3 separate regions of the Homo sapiens genome follow, and all the other regions are linked to region 2. A link is a loop called in an ENCODE intact Hi-C map of the cell type or tissue named here. Cell type or tissue: endothelial cell of umbilical vein. All regions are shown on one strand. Each heading gives the region's core, and the rest is flanking DNA. Links, peaks and the distances in the headings are about the cores only.

Region 1 (4,000 bases), core at 1-4,000, 67 kb after region 2:
CCCTTCTTTAAATCCCTTCAAACTCTTTAAATATTCTTCTACAAATGCACTTTCTTGAGTGAGCCAGCTGTTTCTTTTCAGGACCCTGATTGCTACATGAGCCCAGCCTCACCCCCATTTCCCTCTCCTTTTCTTCTGACACACTAAGAAGTTACAGAGCCTGGGCAAACCAGAGCTGCAATCATCCCCACACATCTGCTCTCCAGGAAGATGAATTTAATGATAATGGAATGGATGGTGTCAGCCTTATTCATTTCTTGAGCATCTGCAATTGGATAGGCACAGTGATAGATTCAGGTAGGGGCAGTAGCAGTGAGTAAAAAAGACCCCGTGCCTTCCTTCACCGAGCTTCCCGTCTAGTGACAGTGCATGTCTCCATCTCACCTTCTGGCTGGGCAAGTCATGGATCCTCCCTGGTCTGTAACATTCTGCTTGCTGGTCTTCTAGATAGACAAAGGCAGTCCTCGCCTTCTGCTGACCAAGGGCTCTCAGACATCATCTTGATCGTGGGAACCTGTCATGCCTCTGGGCTTCCTTCAGACCCCAGTGCAGGTTTCTGGAGGCCACTCAGTGTCTCATTCAAGGACAACTATCTCCTTCTGGCTAAAGAGGGACAGAGTCCCAGAGCACCAACTGGGCGCTGCAGTTTGACTTCCAGCAGAAACTGGCCCCTTGGTGGTCAAAGGGTCAAAGTCTGACTTCCCATGACCTGCGGTTCTTCTTTAACATAAACAGCATTTCCGGTTTGTCTGCATATTTCTACATTTTATGAGCAATGGCATCTGGCCATGAACGCTGCTGCCTGAATCACAGTCTGTTTGTTGACCCTGATGGGGCAGCGAGAATTACAGATTTTCCATGGCTTACTTGTGGTGTCTATGCTTTGAAACTGGCCAGGATTGCTTAGAGGCTAGGTTTCCAGTTAAACCCATTGAAAACCCATTTTTTTCCCTTTGCAATTTAATACTTTGAACTGAAATGAAATCAGCCACCATAGATTATGAAGGGACATTTTTAAAAAGGATATTACTGGAAAGACTCATTCCTTAGGTTTTGAGGTACATCTTTGTTGTTCCCAGCCAAGAATTATGTTTTCTTCTTGACACCTATCGCTGCCCCTACCATTGTTCTCCCTAGACTTCATATTCTTTTTCTGACTAGGCTTCTCCCAGGCCTCAGCAAGACCTTAGAGATAGACAACCAGGCAGGAGGTTCTTTCTTAAGCTCTAAAAAGAGAAAAAGTTCTAAACCCAAGAAAAAGAGTGGGTAAAGAAATTATAGCATCCACATATAGGAATGTGTATCTATAGCATCATGTTGTTGTGAATTCATTAGCATATAAATAAAATCATAATATATTAGCAGACTCAGAATAATCTCGTCTCATTAAAAAATCCGTTTTATATCTGGCATATAATTCTGTACAGAATTATATATCCCAAACTGTTAACAGTGGTCAGCTATAAGAGTTATGGGTAATGATGACTTTCTTCCTCTCCTTATCTGTATTTTCTAACTTTTTTCAATGACCGTGTTAGTTATGTAATTTTAAGTTTTTTTCTTAAATAAAAAGAATCTTCCCAAATTACCAGTATACTATGATTATAATTATCTAAAAAATATGAGGCTGAAGGTTATCCCCACAGTAAAAGAAGGGACTGTTCATTCCCTAGAAATATTGAGAATAAACACCAAATTGAACCTCTCCACCCCTCCCACTCTACATTTCCTCTGCATGTAGAAACAAGAAATGTGATACATCAAGAAACTCTATCCTCTGTCCAGAGCTGAAATAGTTGCCACTCACTGCAGAGAGTCCACTGCTCCTCCCCAAGGTCAGAGTGCCATGTGGCTTACCTGGAACTGCACACAGGCCTCTCCCTGGGCCCGGAGCTGGCTGACAAGCAGGTATGTGGTGAGTCCTGCAAGGAAGGGGAGCAACACCAGGCAGCAGGTGAGAGCCCAGCGTGCGCTGCTGCTCCTGGCCTTGGGCCTGCAGCTGCCGTGCTCTGGCAGCATTTCCACACTGGCTGTTTCCCCAAAGCTCAGTCCCAGATCCTCGGCCATGCTCCTGCTGCTCCTGGAGGCACCTCTGACTCCTGGGCAGAGAGAGCCCCCATTAAATAGAAGACCAGCTCTCACAGTGGGTGACTTAATCACTCAGTCTCCTCCTTCCCTTTTCCTCTCCCCTCCCCTCTTCAAGAGCACACTGTGGCCCTACCCTGCTAGAGAATGCACCGCCTACAACAGAAACCAAGTTTGGTTTGAGGAAAAAAAAAAAAAAAAAAAAAAGAAGAAGAAGGAGAAGAAGAAAGCTTTCCCAAGCATATTTATATACAGTATGCTCATGTGCTCCTTCCTTCGTTTACAGAAGGAAGTTAGGAAAGTCCCTGAAGGAGGAGAGAAAGAATTCATCAAGTCAGTGGGTGGGGCAAATTAAAATATACCTGTTCCCTGCACTGGAGGCTTACCAGCTGTGCCAGTCTGGGGAGTGTGCTTCTGGAAGTGAAAGTGAGGGATGAGAGGTGTGTGGTTTGCAGATTGGGAAACGGAAATCACATTTGCATCAGCTCTTTGCAAAGTGCTGCCTAGCCCTCTGTCATTTTGAACCTCATAGAAATTCATTCTCAGTGTACAGATGGGAATAGCAAAGTTCTAAAAGGTGAAGGCACTTGTCCTAGGTCATCCAAGGATGAAGACAGAGGAGCTAGGAAGATGACCTAGTTCTAAATCACGGCTTGGAGTTGTAACCTCTAGCACATGACTGCCCATGAAAGGAAAGTATTTCCAGTCTGCATTGACCATTGTTTAATCAGAGTATGAGGCCACAGATCGAGGTGACTGTCTGTGAGGGTAGAACATTAACCACTACTCCCTGATTAGTCTAAAGTTAATTGATCATGTGATGTGCTTTGCCTGCAGTTGGGTGTGGGGGCCACAACATGTAATAAAAGATTATATTTATTAAGTGCTTACTTTGTGCCAATCACTGCTCTAAGTTAAATACATCAATAAAATTATTCAATCCTGAGATAAATTTTGTGACAATAAAGCTATCATTCTCATTTTACACATAAGAAAATAAAGCACAGACGGCAAGTGGTAGAGCCAGGATTGGGACTCAGGCAGGCTGGCTGCTGGCTTCTTCACCATCACACTTCACCATAGGTACTGCTGGATCATGCATGTTCATAAATACCTGCACTGTCTTTACCCAGGAGTGGGTAAGACCCTGCAGTGAGGGGGTTGAGGGGGCTTCCTGGAGAAAGAGGTGGTGTTGGAACTCGGCCTTAGAGCTCAGGGAGGGTTGATCTCAGAGGAAAGTAAAGGACCCTGGGAAAAGATGGGTTCTAGAAATAATAGGAAAGTTTAAGGAATGGCCTGTGATGTACGGCAGAAACCAGTTTTACTAGCGCCTCCATCCAGTTGCTACTTCTGGTTATGTCACAGCCTGGACTCTTCAGGCTACTTGGAAAGGCCTTTCATGGCTTGGTCCCTGCTCACTGTCACCCGTCCCCAGTGTCCAGCCTCAACTTTTACTACTTTCCCAAGCTGCAGTTCCCTGGATACACTATTGACTAGCTGTACTGTTGCAAAATGGAAGTGTCCAGTCCTCTTCCTTCATATCACTATGCTCCTATGCTCATTCTAGCAAAGGATGATTTTCATGTCCCATGGCTACTCATTCTTGGTTTAACAAATCTATTAAAAAATGTCTTTGAGACTAACCTAAATCTCTGCTATTGTAACTTAACCTTTCTTTTCTATGCTCCTGTTCCTTAATTGTGTGTAGAAACCATTTTTGTATCCGCCTGCCTCCAAGATTGGGTAAGATGATCATATTCTATGTTCCTATAGCTTCCCTTTCTTCCCTATCATTGAATACCTCCTACTAGACTATGTTTGACCATTCCTTCTGTCTCCCCAATTAGACCATCAGGTCTGGGAGAGCAGGTACTAAGTCATAACCCTTCCCCATGACTATTGCTCCTAACTGTTA
Region 2 (6,278 bases), core at 1,140-5,139:
CAGTCCAAAACCCATGCATGTCTTGCTACGGGATGCTGTGGGTCACAGATGTTTGTCTCCTTCTCCCCCAGTGTCTGCTCTCACCTCTTGCTACTGGGGTTGGCACATGAGAAAAGGAAGCCTCTGTATTTGGCAGGCTGGTTGTCTACTAATTGCTGTCATTTCTTAAATGCCTGCTATGTGCTTCCCAGACACAGTGCTAAAAACTCTAGCTGAGGCTGAGTTAATCCTCATGACAACAATATGATACTGATGTTATTCTCTACATTTCTCAAGTTTAGGGGAATGAGACCCAGAATGAATAACATTCAAGATCACACAGGTAGAAGAGACAGCAGAGTTGGGTCTCTAATCCAGGTCTGTCTTACTCCCAAGCCTTTATTCTTTCTAAAAATATCATATTGCTTTCAGAAGGAGAAAAAGCCAAATGTGCTTCCAATGTGGTATTACTTCCCATCAGGCTCTGATTAAGTATCTGTGCCTATGTTGCTAGAAGGAGGCAGAGTGACACAAAAATGTTTAGAACGATTATGAAAACTTAATTTAGATGTGCCTCTGGGGGGATACCACCCAGGGCTCAAACCCAAAACAGAACCTTTTGAGTGATTTTTGACTTTTGATACCCGAAGTCCTAGTCCCTGCTGGAATTTAACTAGGATGATAAGGAAGTTGGTCTGCATACACATATGTAATTGATGATCTTCAGAGTGGGGTTGGGTTTAAAAGCATAGACTCTGAAGTTGGGTGGACTTGAGTTCAACCCTGGCTCTTCCACTTATGAGTTGTGCGATCTTGGATAAGTTACTTAACCTCTCTGAGCCTAAGTTTTTCCATCTTTGGAGTGGTAATGATTAACAGTGACATCTTTATAGAGTTTTTGTGATGATTGATTCAACTCATGCAAACCTCATAAAATAATGCTGCTATCAGCTATTGTTAGTATTGAGTGATAATAGTAAAGAGACAGAGCAGTGAATCAGGCTAAGCTTCAGGGATTCGTCAAGAAATGAGAGGAATGGCCAGGTTATTCCACTGTGGGTGATTAAAAATCTGTACATTTGTGTTGCTTTGTGATCTTTGGACAAAGTCCACTAGATCAGTGGTCCCCAACCTTTTTGGCACCAGGGACCGGTTTTGTGGCAGACATTTTTTTCCACTGACAAGGTTGAGGGGATGGTTTCGGGATGAAACTGCTCCACCTGAGATTATCAGGCATTAGATTCTCATAAAGAGTACACAACCTAGATCCCTCTCATGCGCAGTTCATAGTAAGGTTTGTGCTCTAATGCTGCTGCTGATCTGACAGGAGGGGGAGCTCAGGTGGTAATGCTCGCCCAGCTCCTGCTGTGTGACCTGGTTCCTAACAGGCCACAGACAGTACCAGTCCACTGCCTGGAGGCTGGGGACTCCTGCACTAGATTCTCTCAGTAGCCCTGCAAAGCTAGCAGGGCCTACCTGATGGCCCTCTACTATCAACGAGAAAGCTAGGCCATGCAGAGAGTGGGAGGACAAGTGACTCACTCAAGGTTTCTCTTGCTTTTTCTTTCTCTTCCTTCCTTCCTTTCTGCCTTCCCTCCCCTCCTCTCCCTTCCTTCCTCTCCCCTCCCTTTCCCTCCCCTCCCCTCCCCTTCTGCCTCTCCCTCCCCCCTTCCCCTCCCTCCCTCCCTACCTTCCTTCCTTCCTTCCTTCTTTGCTTTCTTTCTTTTCTATCCTTCCTTCCTTTCTTTTCTTTTTTTCAATTGATGAATAATAATTGTATCTGTTTAAGAGGTATAATGTGATGGTTATATATATACATGTCATAAAATATTAAATCAAACTAATTAACATATCCATCACCTCACCTACTTACCACTTTTTCCCCCACCTGCTCTTTCTGGGGACAGAACTCAGGTGGCTTATTTGAATCCTACTTTGGTTGAAGTTTTCCGTGTGTGTGTGTGTGTGTGTGTGTGTGTGTTTATGTGTGTTTAGTTTCCAAAGGGACTTAGAAAATAAAGACTTCCAAAAATCCCATTAAAAAGGACATTTCCTCTCCATTGCAAAGACCCAACATGACCGCTTCTTTCGGCATTTATTAAAATGGCAAATTGGAACTGCTTGAGTGTGGGTTCTTATGGAAATCATGCGTGGGCTGGCAGCTGTGTTGGCATGAGGAGGGTTTGCTTTGAAGCCCTCTGAACTGTTCTAGCTTCATAGATAAACACCTGTGGCAGAGATTGGTCTTTAAAATAAAGGGTCTTTCTCTAACTTGTGTAGAAATCAGGTATTCTGTTGTTCTTTTCTCTTAGAATTATCCAGTTATGCTTACTAGTGTTTTCTTTTTTTTTTTTTTTTTTAAATGGAGACGGAGTCTCACTCACTCTGTCACCCAGGCTGGAGTGCAGTGGTGTGATCTCAGCTCACTGCAACCTCCGCCTTCCAGGTTCAAGCCATTCTTCTGCCTCAGCCTCCCAAGTAGCTGGGACTACAGGCACACCACCACCACACCCAGCTAAGTTTTGTATTTTTAGTAGAGACGGGGTTTCACCATGTTGACCAGGATTGTCTCGATCTCTTGACTTCGTCATCCACCCACCTCAGCCTCCCAAAGTGTTAGGATTACAGGCGTGAGCCACCACACCCAGCTGAGAAGTGTTTTCTTTCCATGTTTCCAAGAAGTTGCCATAGTTATAGCTTGGGTTATTTGTACCAAAAGCAAAACATTAACATGGTACATTTTAAAGAGAATAACATAACTTTTTGACAATATAACTGGGTGGGGAAATTACCCAATCTTGGGCAGAATCCAGCTAACCTGCTGCTGCTGACAGCATGGCTGAGCTGGGTCAAGGGCTCAGGGATGTAGGGATATGAACCACAAACATGAAGGTTTGGTGTTTCATGGCAGAGAGAAGGACCTTGGCCCTGGATGGGGGTCGAGGGTTTGAGGTCTGGCCTTGGCTCTGACAGTTGTCCTTGGTGTGACCTTAGGCAAGTCACTCTCACTCTTGGGTCTTTCATTGTCCCATCAGTAAATGAGGATGTTAGACTAAATGGTGTCAAAGATCTCTTTCACTTCTGAAATTCCACGATTCTGTGAGTTCTGTTTTTGTAGCCTTGCAGCCCGTTTGAAAACCATACCCTTTCCATTTAAGCCCACCAGAGGGCGATATGCCCCACGTGTTGGTCCTGCCCCGGTCCAAGAGACCTAATCACTGGGTTAAGTGCCTTAGAAGAGGAAGCCATGACTCAATCCCTGCTTCTAGGGAAGAGAGATGGAAGTGGACACTATTTAAGTTGCTTCTTGGATCTGCGATTGACCAGGGCTCTTCACGTCCATTTTCTCTTTGATTTCATGTCAGTTCCCTGGGCCACATGCCAGTTTCTTATTTCACAGGGAACCAAGACTTAAGGAATTGAAAGGACTTACCTTGGACTAGGTGGGTTTCCAGTGGTAGGCCCAAGACCTTACCTCTCCATCTGTGACTTGTCCTTCTGGGCCTTTTCCAGTGGATCTCAAGAGGCTGCCTCTGTTTCTAAGGGGCTCCTGCTGAACTAATAAGACAATTTACACATGAGTTGATTAAGGCAAAATACGAAACCGTATTAGAGTCAGGACTAGGAGCTACACTGCATGGATAGACAAACACTTCTTTCCAATGAAGCTCTTCTTCTGGGATTTGGACTAAATGATCTGTTAAATGTGAACTTCCATAGGAACTATAATGGTCTTGATTCTATGTTGCAGACAGTGGAATCCACTCTGGCTCATTTAAGTAGCAAAGGAATTTTTGAAAGGGTATTAGGAAACTCTCAGAATCTCCAGGAGAGGCAGAGAGTGAGAATCTGAAATTATGTAGCCAGAAACCATGACTAATTCCAATGTGGGGGCTTTTCTAGAAAAAAACCCACTGCTACATTTGCTTGCCCCCTCAGATGTTCGGAATTGGGCACATCATGGAAACTAATATTGACTGAGCATCTCCTATACAGTGGGCTTTGTGCTGGGCATGTATCTTATTTAATCCTATGGGATGGGTATGGTTATCCCTAATTTATATATAAGGAATGCAGGCTTGGGGAGTTTGATGACTTGCTCAATGAAACCCACCTCTCTCTGACTTCAAAATCTAGGCTCCAACAGAACAAGAGAATATGGACTTTGGGTTGAAACTAGGAACCACCACTAGTCCCCAAAGGGCAAATTCAAGGGAGGAGGGACTTTCTCTGTGTTTCTTACTGCCTTTGTAACTCTTTTATTGTCTAGTAATTTGGAAGAAGAGGAGCACAAAGGAATGTTAAATTCTAATTTTCTATTATTATTTTTTGCCTCTGGTTCTTCTGATCAGTAGAAATAGCTGCAAAGGAAGGGAGTCTTTCCCATATGATGCTTTGTGGGCATTACTTGGATCTCTCTTTGAATAAAAAATTGTTGGACTTGGAAGAGACCATGACATAGATTTATTCAATCTTGTTAGTTTATGAACTGGGAAACTGATTAGAAAACTACTTGCCCAAAGTCATATACTGTAATAAGATAATGGCTTTCATGCATTCAACAAATGTTCAATGAGTTGCCTACTACTTGCCAGTAAATGGACACAGTGTAAGATAGACAACTTCTCTGTTGCCATGAAGCTTTATATAAACAGAGATCCTAGAGGTAGCTTCACTTGTAGTTCTCCAACCTTCAAATAATCTGAAACAAAAATACTTTTCGCTCTTGGCTAGCCACATGTAGAAGAATGAAATTGGATCCTCATCTTATACAAAAATCAACTCAAGATGGATTAAGAATTTAAACCTAAGACCTGGAACTATAAAAATTCTAGAAGATAACATTGGAAAAACCCTCCTAGACACTGGCTTAGGCAAGGATTTTGTGACCAAGAACCTGCAAGCAAATGCAATAAAAACAAAGATAAATAGTTGGGACCTAATTAAACTAAAGAGCTTTTGCAAGGCAAAAGGAACAGTCAGCAGACTAAACAGAAAACCCACAGAATGGGAGAAAATCTTCACAATCTGCGCATCTCACAAAGGACTAATATCCAGAATCTACAACAAACTCAAATCAGTAAGAAAAAAACAGACAATCCCATCAAAAAGTGGGCTAAGGACATGAATAGACAACTGTCAAGATATACAAATGGCCAACGAACATATGAAAAAATGCACAACATCACTAATGATCAGAGAAATGCAAATCAAAACCACAATGCGATACCACCTTACTCCTGCAAGAATGGCCATAATAAAAAAAGCAAAAAACAGTAGATGTTGGCATGGATGCGGTGATCAGGGGACACTTGTGCACTGCTGATGGGAATGTAAGCTAGTACAGCCTCTATGGAAAACACTGTGGAGATTCCTTGAAGAACTAAAAGTGGAACTACCATTTGATCCAGCAATCCCACTACTGGGTATCGACCCAGAGGAAAAGAAGTCATTATTTGGAAAAGATACTTGCACATGCATGTTTATAGCAGCACAATTCATGATTGCAAAATCGTGGAACCAACTCAAATGCCCATCAATCAACAAGTTGATAAAGAAACTGTGGTATATATAGATGATGGAATACTACTCAGTCATAAAAAGAAATGAAAAAAGGCCACTGCATTTGCAGTGACCTGGATGAGACTGGAGACTATTATTCCAAGTGAAGTAACTCAGGAATGGAAAACCAAACATCGTATGTTCTTACTGATATGTGGGAGCTAAGCTATGAGGACACAAAGGCATAAGAATGATACAATGGACTCTGAGGACTTAGGGGGAAGAGTGGGAAGGGGGTGAGGGATAAAAGACTACAAATAGGGTGCAGTGTGTACTGCCTGGCTGATGGGTGCACCAAAATCTCACAAATCACCATGAAAGAACTTACTCTTGTAACCAAATACCACCTGTACTCCAATAACTTATGGAAAAATGAAATAAAAAAATAAAATTTAAAGTAAAAAACACTTTTGGCTCTTTTTCTTAATTTTTTTTAAACAATAAAGATAAAATGACAATTTTATCCAATGGCAGATAAATAGAAAAAAGTTTAACTATATTAGTTATCAAAAAATACAAACAAACCTTTTTTCCTTATCGATTTGCAAATATTTAGAAAAAAAAGACTGCCCAATGACGATGAAAGAATGTGGAATTCCACCGTCTCATACACTATTGACATAAATATAAATTAGCTTTTGTGAAGGAAAAAATTTGCAATATGTATCAAAACATTCTTGACCCAGAATTTACTTCTTAGATTATCTCCTGGAAAAATAACTCTGAATGTGTATGAA
Region 3 (4,000 bases), core at 1-4,000, 270 kb after region 2:
TTCCTGGTAGCCTGGTCGTGACCTCTGAATCCTTTCCAATAACCTCCAGGCAGCTATTATAAATTTATTTCTTAATATAGAGATCTTAATTGTGCAACTACTATGTTCAAGTGCTATGCATTGGGGATGCAGCATTGGAGATGGAGTGCTGAACACCGCAGCCTGCTCTGGAGCTAACCGAGACTTGCAAAAGAAAGATGAGCACTGAGCTGAAGGCTCTTTGATACCTTTGAATGTGGCTTTTTGGTGGAGACACATTTTCAAATCTGACTCTGATGCTCACCTGAAGGGTGTCCAGGTGGAGAGTGATCCTCAGCTCCTGCTGAGCTGGGTCTACTGTGTCTCTTTCCCAAACCACTTTCACACCCAGAAGATCTGCTCTGCCTTGTTCTTTGCTGGCTACTCAGAAAGCCCTGGTGGCAGAAAAATACATGAAAAGCCGATGCCTCTGGGGATAAGCAAAGCTTCATTTTACACTGGGAAACAGAGGCCTTTATTGGAGAAGCTGTTGAGAGCATAATCAAGTGAATCCAGTGTAGCTACGCTCCTACCATACCTGGGAAATTCCCCCTTGCTCTCTGCCCCCATCATCTGAGTAATCTATTTTAGTTAAAGATGGTAAATCAAAGGCTTGAAAGGTCAATTAATTTTGCCCCCTTTCCCACTGATCCATGAGAAATGGTGATTCTCAGTGTAAGGACCTCTGTCCTAAATTGAGAGAATGCTCTCCAAGAGACCACGTATGAAGTCTCTGGAGAAGTTATTCTGGTTGGAAATATAACAGGTTCTGTTTTTGAAATGACCGATATTTATGGTTTTTTTTTTTCTCTAAATATCCTGCTGGATCTCTCAATTGTCAAACAATCTCTGCCCATTAACTCGTCCTTCCTTAGGAGAGGCTGCCTCTGTTAGTTCTTAGTAGAACAATTCCTTTGCTGTTTCTTTAAATTACATTCTTAGGTTCCTATCTGTTGAGGTCATGGTGTGGGGTGAGTGAGAACTGAATTCAAATCTACAATGATTACCTGGTGGCTTCAGGAAAATCACTTCCTTTCTGAGTTTGTGTCAGCTTTAAAATGATGATCTGGGAATATAGTTGGCACTCAACAAATTGAATAGACAATAAGTGAGGCTACAGATGGCTGCATTCTCCTCTTAGGTCATATATTCAGTCAACACGTAATGATTGAGAAATAATAGAACAGGCTCTGTTCTGGGTGCTAGGGCCACGGCAGGGGGAAACATACAAAGTGCCTGCTGTCATGGAGCTTGACTCCTAGAAAGCATGCACATACATAGGTAAGCCAGTACTGTGTCAGGTGGAAAATGCACTATGAGTACTGGGAATGGGGAGGGTTGTTTGTGTGTGCATGTGTGATCTTGCACATATAGGTGTGATGTGTGTGTGTTTATGTAGGATGATGAGGATGGTCTCGCTGAGAAGATAACATTGGAGATGGCTGAAAGAAATGAGTGAGCCATGCATGTGTTAGAGGAAAGAGCATTCCAGGAGAAGGGTTTGCTGTGGGAGTGCGCTTGCTGGGTTTGAAACAGCAGGGAGGCAGCGTGTCTAGAGTATCATGAGAGGGGGGTTGAGGTCAGGGAATATAGGCCTTGAAGGCTACTGTGATGTCTCAGGCTACTTTCCTCTGAGCCGTAAGGCCGGCATTGGAGGGGTTCAGCAGTGGAGTAGTAGACCACAGCTCAGTGTTCCTACAGGACCGCTCTACAGCTCTTTGGGGTCATAGACTGGCTCTAGGAGGCAAGTGCTGGGGACACAAGGCCCTTGACTTTATTCTCAACATTGCCCAAGCTGCTTAGAATAATCCACAGGGATCATCACCTAAACCAGGCTTCAGAGATGTAAAGGAAAACAACAGCAACAGCAACAGCAACAGGAACAAGTCCACATTTTTAGATGTGCCTCACCCTGTGCTAGTGAGTTAAGTGTCAGGGCAGGAGGATCAAAGCCTTCTTGCTAAGGGGCCAGAAACAAGCCAAAGGGACAAGCACAGAACAACAAAAAATGTGCATGTTGGGCCTTCACAACCAACAATACGGTGCTGTCAAATCAGGTGAATGAGTGATGGGACATGGATACAATGGAGGCATTAAACATGTTAGACAACGGTTGGTGGTCCTTGCCAAACCTGAATGGAGACTGGACAAAGGCCAGAAACTCCCTGTGTCTCATGTTCCTGTCCCCCCACCCCAGTGTACACCTGCAAGAGGTGATCAGTGAGGTGGTAGGGTGAGGGTGCTCGTTTTTGTGTAGCAGATGGGGAGTCAAGAACATAAAAGGAGGCCTGCCAAGTTCCTTCCCACTTCTGGGAAGGGTTCTAGCCTCTTATTGAGAGAAGGATTAGCATGAAGGCAAAGTTGTTTACCTAAAGATGTCTATGAGCCTAAGAAGTCCGGTAGACATCAGCCCCATCCACTTCAACACATCTACCAGGAGTGCCTGGTTAGTGCCCTCCCGAAGCCAGGTGGAGGCTGCCATCTGCTGGTTGACTTGAGGATTTTTACCCAAATGTTTAGTTTGCCTTTCAATTTTTAGTGAGACAAACCTGTGTTGACAGCATTTTCTCCAGGCAAGATGCTGTCGGTTTTCTCTTTTAAACTATCACAGATTCTCATCAGGGTAGGTACACTTCATGATCATTTTGATGGATGCTCAGAAGAATTAAGCAATTAGACCAAGATGATCCAGTAATTGGAAAACATGGGATTTGAGCTCAGCTCTCACTAAAAAGATGGTGACTGTAAAGAAATTGTTATAAACACGTTGGCTTTGCAAACTGTAAAGTGTTATGAGGGAACCAGTAAATGGCAGGTGCTCCAAGTGTCCTAATTGGAAGAGTGAATGAAAGAATAATTGTGCAGAAGGATGTTCCTTAAGGCATTGTGACTCAAGGAGTCAGAGAACCCAGCTTTGACACTTGGAGGCTGAGTGAACTTGGGGGAAGTCATTTCACTACTCTGAGAAACAATTTCTTAACCTGTAATTGCAAATGTGCTGGGCAAATGTGCTAGGCAAATGTGGGAGCTGTTTTTTTTTTTTTTTTTCTTGACAGAGTCTCGTTCTGTTGCCCAGGTTGGAGTGCAGTGGTGCTATCTCGGCTCACTGCAACCTCTGCCTCTTGGGTTCAAGCGATTCTCCTGCCTCACCCTCCTGAGTAGCTGGGATTACAGGCATGCGCCACCATGCCCAGCTAATTTTTGTATTTTTAGTAGAGATGGGGTTTCACCATGTTGGCCAGACTGGTCTCGAACTCCTGACCTCAAATGATCCGCCCACCCCAGCCTCCCAAAGTGCTGGGATTACAGGCGTGAGGTACTGCGCCCAGTCGGAGCTGCTTATTTTGACTGCATGTGTGTGGTTTTATTTTCCTGTAAAATGTTGAAATCCATGTTACATCCTGGTGGGATTGAAACAATTCTCAAGAAAGCCTTTTTCTACTTCCTTTACAGAGATTGTAATTCCTCTGGGAGTTCCCTAGGGAGGGAGGAGGATGAGGGGAGTGAGCCCTCTGCTGGTTGCTTATATGTCCTGCCAGCCCAAACCTGGGCAGCAGGCACATGCAGGGCACCCCTGGTACCCCATTGAGGCTGGGGGGCACAGGTGGCCAGGGGCACATGCATCTCTAGTGAGGAAGCAGGCTTTCTAAAGAGCAATGTTGATGATGCCATCTGGGGCTGAAAACCCTTGGCAACTCTCAGCTGGGCTCCAGGACGCCAAGCCTTCAAGGCAAGGGTCTACCTCCATCCTCACCTCTGCTCCCCACACTGTCATCCCTTGTGTCCATCCACAAGCCTCCCCTTGGCCTTACCACTGGTCTTCATTTCTAGCTGCAGTCACCTTGAGGGAGGCTTCCTGATTCCTTCCCCACCCTAACCTAGTGCTCCAGGAGTTAATGGGCCCCTGAATCCAGTCTCCCATATCCCTAACTAGCCTGCCTTAATTAAAACTGATGCCCACATCCAGGAAAAATCCACTATA

Evidence for each region. Hi-C counts contacts between places; a loop is a spot of excess contacts. Peaks named below come from ENCODE experiments on the same cell type or tissue, not always from the same donor. Only the 100,000 strongest peaks of a DNase experiment are listed, where the experiment ranks them.
Region 1: it touches region 2 in a loop (7-fold over the local background); 6 of 110 quality-filtered maps call a loop at or near these places.
Region 3: it touches region 2 in a loop (11-fold over the local background); 95 of 110 quality-filtered maps call a loop at or near these places.

Annotation. Positions count from the first base shown.
Region 1 is chr9:114,803,946-114,807,945 of GRCh38, forward strand. TNFSF15 (TNF superfamily member 15) reads right to left here and starts at 2,094. Exons shown (of 4, transcript NM_005118.4): 1 at 1,858-2,094. The coding sequence starts at 2,067. In endothelial cell of umbilical vein, for the core only: no CTCF peak of the experiment used is centred there; DNase peaks (open chromatin) are centred at 776 and 1,906; H3K4me3 peaks cover 1,742 bases; H3K27ac peaks cover 2,613 bases.
Region 2 is chr9:114,735,888-114,742,165 of GRCh38, forward strand. No RefSeq gene overlaps it. Among named protein-coding and RNA genes, the nearest start is that of TEX48, 57 kb to the left of the region's middle. RefSeq lists an enhancer at 3,099-3,148. In endothelial cell of umbilical vein, for the core only: a CTCF peak has its summit at 3,163 (motif pointing right); a DNase peak (open chromatin) is centred at 3,194; H3K27ac peaks cover 324 bases.
Region 3 is chr9:115,011,693-115,015,692 of GRCh38, forward strand. No RefSeq gene overlaps it. Among named protein-coding and RNA genes, the nearest start is that of TNFSF8, 83 kb to the left of the region's middle. RefSeq lists an enhancer at 2,399-2,588. In endothelial cell of umbilical vein, for the core only: CTCF peaks have their summits at 2,500 (motif pointing left) and 3,544 (motif pointing left); a DNase peak (open chromatin) is centred at 2,489; H3K27me3 peaks cover 167 bases.